Linked DNA regions of Homo sapiens: region 1 is linked to region 2. A link is an interaction called in ENCODE POLR2A ChIA-PET data of the cell type or tissue named here. Cell type or tissue: GM12878. All regions are shown on one strand.

Evidence for each region. ChIA-PET counts read pairs that join two places held together with the same protein. Peaks named below come from ENCODE experiments on the same cell type or tissue, not always from the same donor. Only the 100,000 strongest peaks of a DNase experiment are listed, where the experiment ranks them.
Region 1: POLR2A ChIA-PET joins it to region 2 with 13 read pairs; 4 of 35 experiments call an interaction of 5 or more read pairs at or near these places.

The regions. Positions count from the first base shown.
Region 1 is chr3:16,480,603-16,485,602 of GRCh38, forward strand. All of the region lies in intron 2 of RFTN1 (raftlin, lipid raft linker 1), which reads right to left. It overlaps LOC124906219 (a long non-coding RNA gene), which reads left to right. Exons shown (of 3, transcript XR_007095839.1): 3 at 1-5,000. Among named protein-coding and RNA genes, the nearest start is that of RFTN1, 31 kb to the right of the region's middle. RefSeq lists an enhancer at 2,078-2,930. In GM12878, no CTCF peak of the experiment used is centred here; no DNase peak of the experiment used is centred here; H3K27ac peaks cover 883 bases.
Region 2 is chr3:16,429,217-16,434,216 of GRCh38, forward strand. RFTN1 (raftlin, lipid raft linker 1) reads right to left here. Exons shown (of 10, transcript NM_015150.2): 3 at 4,635-4,821. Among named protein-coding and RNA genes, the nearest start is that of RFTN1, 82 kb to the right of the region's middle. RefSeq lists a silencer at 4,509-4,638. In GM12878, no CTCF peak of the experiment used is centred here; DNase peaks (open chromatin) are centred at 2,145, 3,641 and 4,585; H3K27ac peaks cover 2,620 bases.

The DNA of each region.
Region 1 (5,000 bases), 51 kb after region 2:
TTTCACACCAGATTTGCTTTTGAAAATATTTCGTAGATAAAATTCAACAGGACTCCTGTCTTCTGAAGCATTGGTGAAATATGGTCAAACTATAAAATGACAGTGGACCCAGTGAAATTAGAGAAAGCTTAAAATTCTTTAACGCAATATTGCTAATAATAATTAGTAGGGTGCATAGAATATTAACTTGTTTTCTGTTCCGCTTTAACCAAATTAGATAACAATTATTACCACTACCTCAAGGCTGCTTTTATGAATCCCTGCAGAAAAATAATTTGGTTTTGCTTTGACAGATAACAGTCATCAGCAAGGAATTTCATTTTACTGAAGGCAGGCTTAGTTGCTGAAATTTACTGCTTGGGTTACACACATATGCACATGCACACACACACACAGACACACACACACACACACACACACACACACACCTGAGCCCATTTTCATACAAGACTGAGTAGTGTTGCTTCTTGGTCTGGATTTAGAGTAGCTGGGAAAACAGCATGAAGAGTTTTTACATTCAGAAAGGAATGCAAAGGAATGTAAAGAATGCCTTCCTTCCTTTTAAATCTAATCTTATTACTCCCATTAGTGAATATTTAACAATAACACTAACGCTAATAGCAGACTTGGTCGCAACATCAAAAGCAACAATACCAAAGATGAATATAACAGCTTTGCTCAGAAAAACTTAAAGCTACGTCACACATATTATCTCATTTATCTTTTGAAAATCTCTTCAAACTGTAAGAGCATATTTATCTACTTTGAGACATGTTTTATGGGAACCGATTTCCTTATTACTCTTTGCATCTTCTGTTTAAAAACATGGTCTGTTTTTAACACACCTCCCAGCCAGAACCTCAACTCATAACTCATGCCATTGACTTCCTTGCATGAATCTCAAAAACAAAAACCAACTCTTAGCAATTATAGAAACCGGAAACAAAAATGAAACACAAGTAGGAAGTTAAATAACTTCACTGCATCCAACAATTGCTTTTGCCTAAACTGAAATTAAATAAATAGACACACACACACTCTCCATAAAAACTCTGCTACACAATTTATTAATGAACAGTGAAAAGAAACAGAAGCCAAAAGTGGGTCAGGAGAAACTGTTTAATCTAATAGTCTGGAAATTATATTGGAAGAAACAGATGGTTTCACAGAAGTCAATGTTACCTAGAGGAGCAAGGAGCGATTTTCTAGGAAAGAAAAATGTTTCCCTACCCTACCGCATATACTATTTTCAGCAAAGGAGGAGTCTATATTCAGCACAGGAAAAGTCCCGATATTGGCACACTTACAAAACTGGGACTAAGTGGCAGCCATCCACACATACTCAAGCTCAGACTTGGCCTTCTGAATCTGAGCTGGAGGTCAAACCTAGCCCTATTTTAAAGCTGGGAACAACAGAAGCCAGCACTACGCTCCAGTGGGTTATTGACCAACACTCATGTTCTTGATACCTAAGGAAAGTGGTCACCAACAGGTCATGGGCAGCATGACCCTTAATGTGGCTCCGGACCCTCAGAGACTCTGTGGGTCCCAGGCAGCAGCAAGACACACAGGGCACATGGAGTCGGAAGACCTCAGTGCAAGCTGCGGCTCTGTAAGACAAGACCACCCTATTTGTCAGGCTCCCTATTTGTCAAGCAGAACAAAAAACATCTCTAGACTTGTAAGGATGAATTGAGCTAAAGTATATCAAGCTGCATTGCAAACAACACAGCATAAGACAATGCTCAACCACTCAGTCTATTCTCATCCCCACCATCTATGATTCACCAAAACATGCAGCCAAATTCTCCCTAGAGTAGGGCTCAATCAAAAAGAGAACATCAAAGCTGGGGTCCTTGAATGACCGATCACAGCCAACCAAATCTCAAAGCCATACCCGAGGGACCTTTGGTATTGTCCACAATCCTTAAGAGTAAAGAATTGAAGAAGGCAAGTCTGAGTTCTGATTCTAGCTCATCACACATTCGTTGCAGAACCACGGGCACATTAGGTAACCTCACTGAGCCTTGTTTCCTCATTTGTAAAATCAAGATCTCTATAAGGATTAATTGACACTGAGCACCATGCATGCCACATTAGCTGTTATTACTGTTGCTACTGTTAACAATGATTATATCAATACCAGCAGCATCCAAGTCCACTGCTCCATCACAATACATCAGCTGCAGGGATCCCCAGAGAGGCCAGGGAGGGCGCAGGGGCAGAACAGCCTTTCTGCCATGAAGATGAAGGACTGTACGAGGAGGAGCCTCCCACCGGGGTGAGCTTAAATTTGCGGAAATATAGAAAGTCCCGCCCCACCCAACTCTGACCCTGGGGCCTCTTGCAGCAGTATCAAGGGCTGCTTAGAGCCTCCCTTCTAGCCATCCACCTTCCCTCCTCCAGGGCTTCTGACATTTTGCTCCAAGGTTTGTTTGTTTTTACTTAGAAAAAATGCCATCAACGTCAGTGACTGTATGCTCAGTTCTGCTGAAGAGCTGCAAATGTTATAGATGGATTTGTTATGTTCTAAAACTGCAGGTATCATATTTACAGAGAGGTAATAAATACCTCATTAAGGAAAGGCAAAACAAACACTTCAGAGTACTTGAGGCTCTATCTAAAGGAACCCCATGGTGAAACCCACTTTAAACCAAGAATCCTCCTGTAATGCAAATAAGTACTCATCCCCTCCAATTCTCTTCCTTCCTTTCCCTAGTTTACGATGTTGGGCTCCCCTGTAAAGCACCCCCCTCCCTCCCAGAACCTGCAGGCACCAGCAGCCAGGTATCCATCTTAGCCAGCTCCCTGAGACATCACAGACTTAAGCTGAGTCTGTTGACACCTGTTCTGTAGTGTCAACTGTAGGTGGGGTGGGGACACAGAACCAAACCACAACACCAAGACTGACTTAATGGGTCTGGTGTGCAGCTGGGCATGGGAACTTTTTAAACAAACTTTGAGAATCATTGTGTCACCTTGTATCCTTATTTTTATTCCTCTGGCCTGTCCTCCCAAATATATTCCAAGTCACCTAAAGAAAGTAAGTTATGATTTGGTCATAATACATAGGTAGGTAAGTAAACATTTGTTGAATTTATTTTATACTCAAAAGATCACACTAGTATAATTTTTTTCTGCCATCTCCACTCAAATTAAAAAAAAAAAAATTGTACTCCACATGATCTTTTAAGGTTCTCCAAGTGTGGTCCCCAGACCAGCAGCATCAGCATTGCCTGGGAACTTATTACAAAAGCAGATTCTCAGGCCTTGCCCTAGACTTACTAAATCAGAAACTTTGAGGATGGGGCCCAGGACTCTGCATTTTGACAAGCCCTCCAGGCTATTCTGATTCACTCTCAAGGTTGGGAACCACTCCTTTAAGCTAATGATTAGTTTTAAAGGCTTTTCTGGAGATTGACATTATTTTAGATGAGGCCATGGAACTGGCCTATCATCTCCCTTCACGAAATCAGAAAGGCTAATAGTGCCAGGATTTATAACTAGCCATTAGGCACCCAAACACTTAGCTCCCCACAACTTTCATTTCTTAATTTTCAGAATATAATGTAAATCATGATCCATTTTTTTAGATTAGTCTTTTTCCCAGCCGTGAAGGGAGACTGAAAGGACAACTCTTATAAACAATGATTATCAGCTGCTTCTGTAGTTGTGTGTCAGACTAACACCCCCCAGACTGGAGGTCAAAGAAAAACTGGACCTGTAGAAAACTTATTGCGCAATGTGCATGTCTTGAATAAGGAATGTCATCCTGTTATTATCATGACCACCCAAAATTTATATACAGAGTTTAAGGCTAGAATGCTGGTGGCCGAAAGCCAAGTATGAGCCTGGTCAGCACAATGTCGAAGAAAACATCCCGAAAATCAGTTCTTAAAGTCCTCTTAGACAGGAAAACCACAAAGATGGGAATTTGTAAAATGCAGCAGTGTGGAATGATCCTCGAAATTGTAATGCGTGTCATGGGAATGTCTTATAAGGAGGAACTTAAGAATAGAAATAGAAGAAGACAAGCTTGAGAAAGGGGCAAAGGTGAATAAATTACCTTTGAACTTTTTCATGTTGAAGCCCTTCAATTTAGTTTAAACCCACCACAGCACACAGAAGATTCAGGAACCAAGAAAGCCAAAGTGAAGGCTTTGCTGTTCAGTAAAACTACAAGATATCCTGCAAAGCTCCAAGTGCTTGGTGGCCTAGCAAGTTTCTTTTATAACTGCTCCAAACTCAATATCTCAATTTATTCTTCTATACCGTGGGGGTGACTCCACCTACCTCATAAGATTGTTGTTAGTTTGTTTAGAAGAGATTAATACAACAGTAGGTGCTGAATAAAAAGTAACTCTGATTATTACCTATAAAAAATGAAGCTCTCTACTCTCATACATTGTTGTTGGAAATGTAAAATAGAACAAACACTTTGGAAAACAGTTGAGCAGTATCTTATAAAGGTAAACATGTATTTAGCATAAACCCAACAATTCCACTCCTACATATTTCCCCAACAGAAGTGAAAACATCCACACAAAACACTTGTTCGTGGATATTCAGCTTTTTTTTTTCATAATAGCCCCAAACTGGAAATTTCCCAAATGTTCAACAGGAAAATGATTCAACAAATTGTGGCACATGCAAACAAGGGAATATTACTCAGAAACAAAAAGGAATTAACTCTTGATACACACAACAGCAAGGACTCAATACATACAACAGCACAGACTCCATGCATAAAACAGCACGGACTCCATACATACAACAGCAAGGACTCCATATATACAACAGCAAGGACTCCATATATACAACAACAAGGACTCCATACATACAACAGCAAGGACTCCATACATACAACATCAAGGACTCCATACATACAACAGCACAGATTGAACTGCAAAGGCATTAGGCTGAGTTAAAGAAGCCAGAGGCACACACACGGTATGATTCTATGTACATGTTATTCAAAAAGAAGCAAAACTATTCAACAG
Region 2 (5,000 bases):
TTTTCAGGGATGTAAGTGAAATCTGTCAAAATGGCAGTGAGCTCAGAGGAATGTTACTGCACTTGAGAACTACTTTTGGAATGACTCATTAATAATTTAGTTAGACTGTCAACGATGCTCTCCAATTACTCAAATACTACTAGAAAACATTTCATTAGGAGATTTAAATAAACTCTTCCTGCCTCATGCTCATTACTCCCCATGTTTGCCCAAAAGAAATCAGGCCCAAGTTAAAAGCTGCCCCTCCAGAAACATTTCCTTGGTTTCCCTTCCAGTGAGAGGTGGCATCTCCTTCTCCCAAACTCCTGTGGCATGAGGCACATATCTCATTTACTTAATTAGACTGCAAGTGCTTGGAAGGCAGGCTCCACATTCAACTGAGCCTGGCATTTGCACTCTCTAACTTCCCACCACATAGAGCTCCTAGCACAATACTCTGAAAAGAGTACTCACTCAGCAAGTGTTAGTGAATGAGTGAGGGGATAAATGCAGGCTTGAGGGGTTCCGTCTGGTGTTTCTGGCATATCCCAAAGCCCAGTTATTTGTTAAAAATTTTATGTGAACCCTCCAAACACATTAGGTTGATATCGAAGTTTCACAGAGTCATCTCATGGTGATTCTTGGTAATGAAGTTCACTTGGGTCAACAATAATCTAGAATGTGTATCTACATCTCTTTCAATGTGCTCCACTTGAAAAATATTAACCAAGTATTTCTTTCTCTTTTAAAAGCTAACTCATTTCATTTAACAGCATCTATAACTGTCAGAACTTTGGCAGACTTTGTGAAAAGTATCACTTTAACTGTCTGAATTAAAAATTAATCACAAAAGTCTTCCTTTGTTTTGTTTTTACTACTTAAACTCCCTATTGATAAAGAAAAAGTCCGTTTTTTTTTTGTTGTTGTTGTTTCTTGAGACAGGATCTCATTCTGTCACCCAGGCTGAAGTGCAATAACACAGTCACATCCCAGGAGCCTCCAGCTCGTGGGCTCAAGTAATCCTCCCACCTCAGCCTCCCGGGTAGCTGGGACTACAGGCGTGCGCCACTACACCCAGCTAATTTTTAAAATTTTTAGTAGCTACTAGGTCTCTCTACTTTGCCCAGGCTGGTCTGGAACTTCTGAGCTCAAGAGAATCTTCTGCCTTGGTCTCCCAAAGTGCTGGGATTATAGGTGTGAGCCACTGCACCTGGCCTTGATGTTTTTTTGTTTGCTTATTTTTAAGATCGTTGGAGTCTTTTCCCCATAATACAAAAAAAATGCAGTTATTGCATTTGCTAGGAGAGAAAATTCCTGTACTTTAAAATTATATTTTACAATGACTGCTTCCAACCTCCACCACTCCTCCCACCTAATACCATTGGGGCTAGAAGTGGGGATGATCCTCTTGATCATTTTTGCCTCATTTTACATGATAAATTATCAAACTTTTGCATTTTTTTAAAAAAGGCAGTTCCAAAGACTCAACACAAAGTTACCTAAGGAATTTCCTTCTCTGGATCTGCTTGTCCAGGAGTTGAAATGTTCATTAAGTTCATCAGGCAGGCAGTTCAGGAACTCTGGATGAAAGTCAGCTCAAACCCAAGGAGACTGCCAACTTCCCTTTCTTGAAAACCCTCCTGCATACAAAGTCTCATTCCTCTCAACAGTTTGCTCATTTTTGTCTTCTGGAAAGTAAGTTCATTTGTTCATGCTACGTTAGTGGAAGTAAACAACCCCTACTGAGCCCCCAGCTTCACTGCTGGCTTATAATGCACTATTCCCCAAAGTGGTGGTTCTTATTTCTGAAGACGGGCTTCCTCACCCATCTTGTCCCATCAGATAACTTAGAGTTTGGTGCAAGCCTTGCAAATCATGTAGTAACAGCCCCTCATTGTAGCAGCTAGAATACGGAGGCCGAGAAAGATCCATCGATGTGCCCCTTGCACGACACTGCTTACTAGTAGCCAAGTGCAGCCTAGAACGCAGGCCTCCTGGCCACGAGTTCTGTGTTCTTTCTTACCTAGCCTGGTGCTTACAGCTCTCCTAGGAGTAAAGTGGCAAGCCCCAATAGTGTTGCTGAGTGCCAGGCATGAAGCCAGGCAAGAATTAGGTCCTCCACACACTTGCTACTCAAAGTGCGTGCCACGGACCATCAGCATCTGCCCCATCTGGAAACAAGTTAGAAATGTAGAGTCCCAGGCCTCCCCTGAGACCTGCTATATCAGACTCTGCTCTTTAACCATATCCCCAGGAGACTCACAAGCACATTAAAGTTTGAGAAGTGTTGCTCCACAGCAGGGAGAAAAAAAAAAAAAGATACACCTTCACTTTTTGAGTTAAGCTCAGGCCAAGTCCTGAGCTCATGTCACCGCCTATGGCAGATCACACTGAAGGATGTGCCAGTGATCTGACCCAAATGGACTTGTCTCCTTTAAACACTAAGGCCACTCGGATAATCTGCAGAATAGAATCCCTGGAGCCCAGTGGATGCCTTATAGAATCCATACAACTCATTTGTCTGTTTTGTTTCCTTGCTGAAATTCTGATTTACTTACTGACTACTGAGGGGTAAAATGGGGGAAAGGTTGAGTAATAAAAGTACTTCTTTATGGAAGATCAAAGATATCCTCCCCCACTTTCTTTTCCTAAAGTGGTTCTCCACAAGAATTGTGGGTAAAGGAACTCAGCACGTGCTTCATGCCAGGATTAAGAATGCAGGTACGGGAGACAGCCTTCCTGGGAGCAAGGCAGAACTCTGCTTGCTGCCATCCGTGTGACCTTGACAACTCAACATTTGTGTCTCAGTTTTCTCACCTTTAAAATGGGAACAAAGATGACACTTATTTCATAGCCATATGATACAGATGAAATGATAATGATCAAGCCTCACATACAGTGAGTGCTCACTAAATATAAGCTACTGTCATTATACATATCCTATGTGTCAGTGTCACTCAAAACCACTGTGGCCCCCAATCTTCTCATGATTGACCCAGATAATGATCAACAGCCAATCAACCTAAAGGAACCAATAATGGACTGGGCGTGGTGGCTCACACCTCTAATCCCAGCACTTTGAGAGGCCTATGTGGGAAACTCTCTTGAGCCCAGAAGTTCCAGACCAGTCTAGGCAACATGGCGAAACCCGGTCTCTACCCAAAATAAAAAAATTAGCCAGGCATGGTGGCGTGCACCTGTAGTCCCAGTTACCTGGGAGGCTGAGGTGGGAGGATGGCTTAAGCCTGAGAGGCAAAGGTTGCAGTGAGCTGAGATCATGCCACTGTGCTCCAGCCTGGGTGACAGAGTGAGACCCCATCTCAAGGAAATAAAAAAGAAAAGAAAAGAAACCAATATGCAGCCAGGCTCAGTGGCTCACACCCATAATCCCAGTGGTTTGGGAGGCCAAGGTGGGAGGATCGCTTGAGGCCAGGATTTCAAGATCAGCCTAGGCAACATAGCGAGACCTTGTTTCTACAGAAAAAAAAAAGAGAGAGAGAGAGAAAGACAAACTAATACACATAAAAGGCAGACACTGAGAAAAGTCTTGCCCTACCAAAACATGTGTGAATTCTGGGTTCGAGCAAAAACATGCACCACCTTTCACTTTGAATTCTAATGTGTGTTGACGTAATGTGTGTTGATGTAGAGTAAGAGCCCCAGAGCTTGATCAACCATGAAGAAATAAAGGAAAGGAAAGGAAAGAGGAGTCAGTCTTAGACACGCAACCTCATGCCTCACAGCTGTCCCTTATGAGCACACCAGCCAAATGCTTTGTCTACCTGCAAAGTGACTTTAAAAGGAGAGAACAAGGAGGAGCTGCTCTGTACTCCCTTTTTAAAATGTGGCACATGCTGTCATTCCTTCTATGATAGTTGGCCAAAAGACAAATCTGATTTCCTTTCCCAGACTTCATTTTAATTTTTATTTTTATGAAAGCAGGAAAAACATACTGCTCTCTCCATCCCATCCTCACTGTTTTTTTTTTTTAAAAAAATTAATATTGTTCCTTTTGAAAGACTAACCCCACTTCTCTTTTCTTAATTAGGCTCAACTGAAATATAGGCATAAGCATTCAACTGGGCAAGCCAAACTGAAAAACATCCCCAAGCCCTGAAAATCTAAATCAAGACCAAACCAATTATAGCATTTTATTTAGGTGGTGTTTATTTTTTGTATTTTTTTAACTGTCAAGTGATTGACAGAATTTATGGTAGGCGCAAAATGTTAAAGTATTTCTAGACTTTGCGGGAAGACATTAAGTTTGTCTATAGCCTCTAAACAAAATTATTTGTTTTCCAGTCATGCCTTTCAGTTTAAAAGTATTGCACTTTTACTAGCCACATCATTCTGGGCATATGCTTCTTCTGAGGAGACATTTTTCTAGCTGAGTTTAATCCAGTGAGTTAAAAGAGGGAAAGAATGTAAAATGGAACTCTCTACTTGCAGTTGGACATGCATTTGTTTTTCATCGCAGGATGCTAGGAAAGAAACCTCTCTGGTTGTCTAACTGTTTGCCTCACCTGTCTGAGGGCTGAGGCCCTGAGGACAGCATGCAAATTTCAACCCCCAACCCCATCCTCTCACTTCCCCTCCTCTATTGAGCATAACTTAGCCGCAACAGGATGCTACCCATTCACCCGTGGAGGCCTTACCTGTCGGTTTTCTTGATCAGGATGGCTCTAAAGATGTGCTCCAGGGGCGTCTTCTCCCGCTCATGGGTGGGCTGCACGAAGGGGTGCAGGGCCGCCAGCGAGAAGCCCTGCTGGTACAGCTCCAGGAGCTGGGCGGGCAGGTCACGCAGGGAGGCCAGCCTCACTGCTGAGGACCCAGGGAGCTCCGCTGGAGTGGAGAGAGGAGAGGCTCATCAAAGACCCATCACAACGCCCACTCAGCCCTGCCCAAACCCCTCTTCCCTTGCCCTCGGGGAGGATCCTCTAGGTCACTGCTAAAATGAGTTTGTCCCAGTTTTTACTGTCTTCAAACAGACTTTATAAGCAGCCTGTCGTTTTCCAAATCAC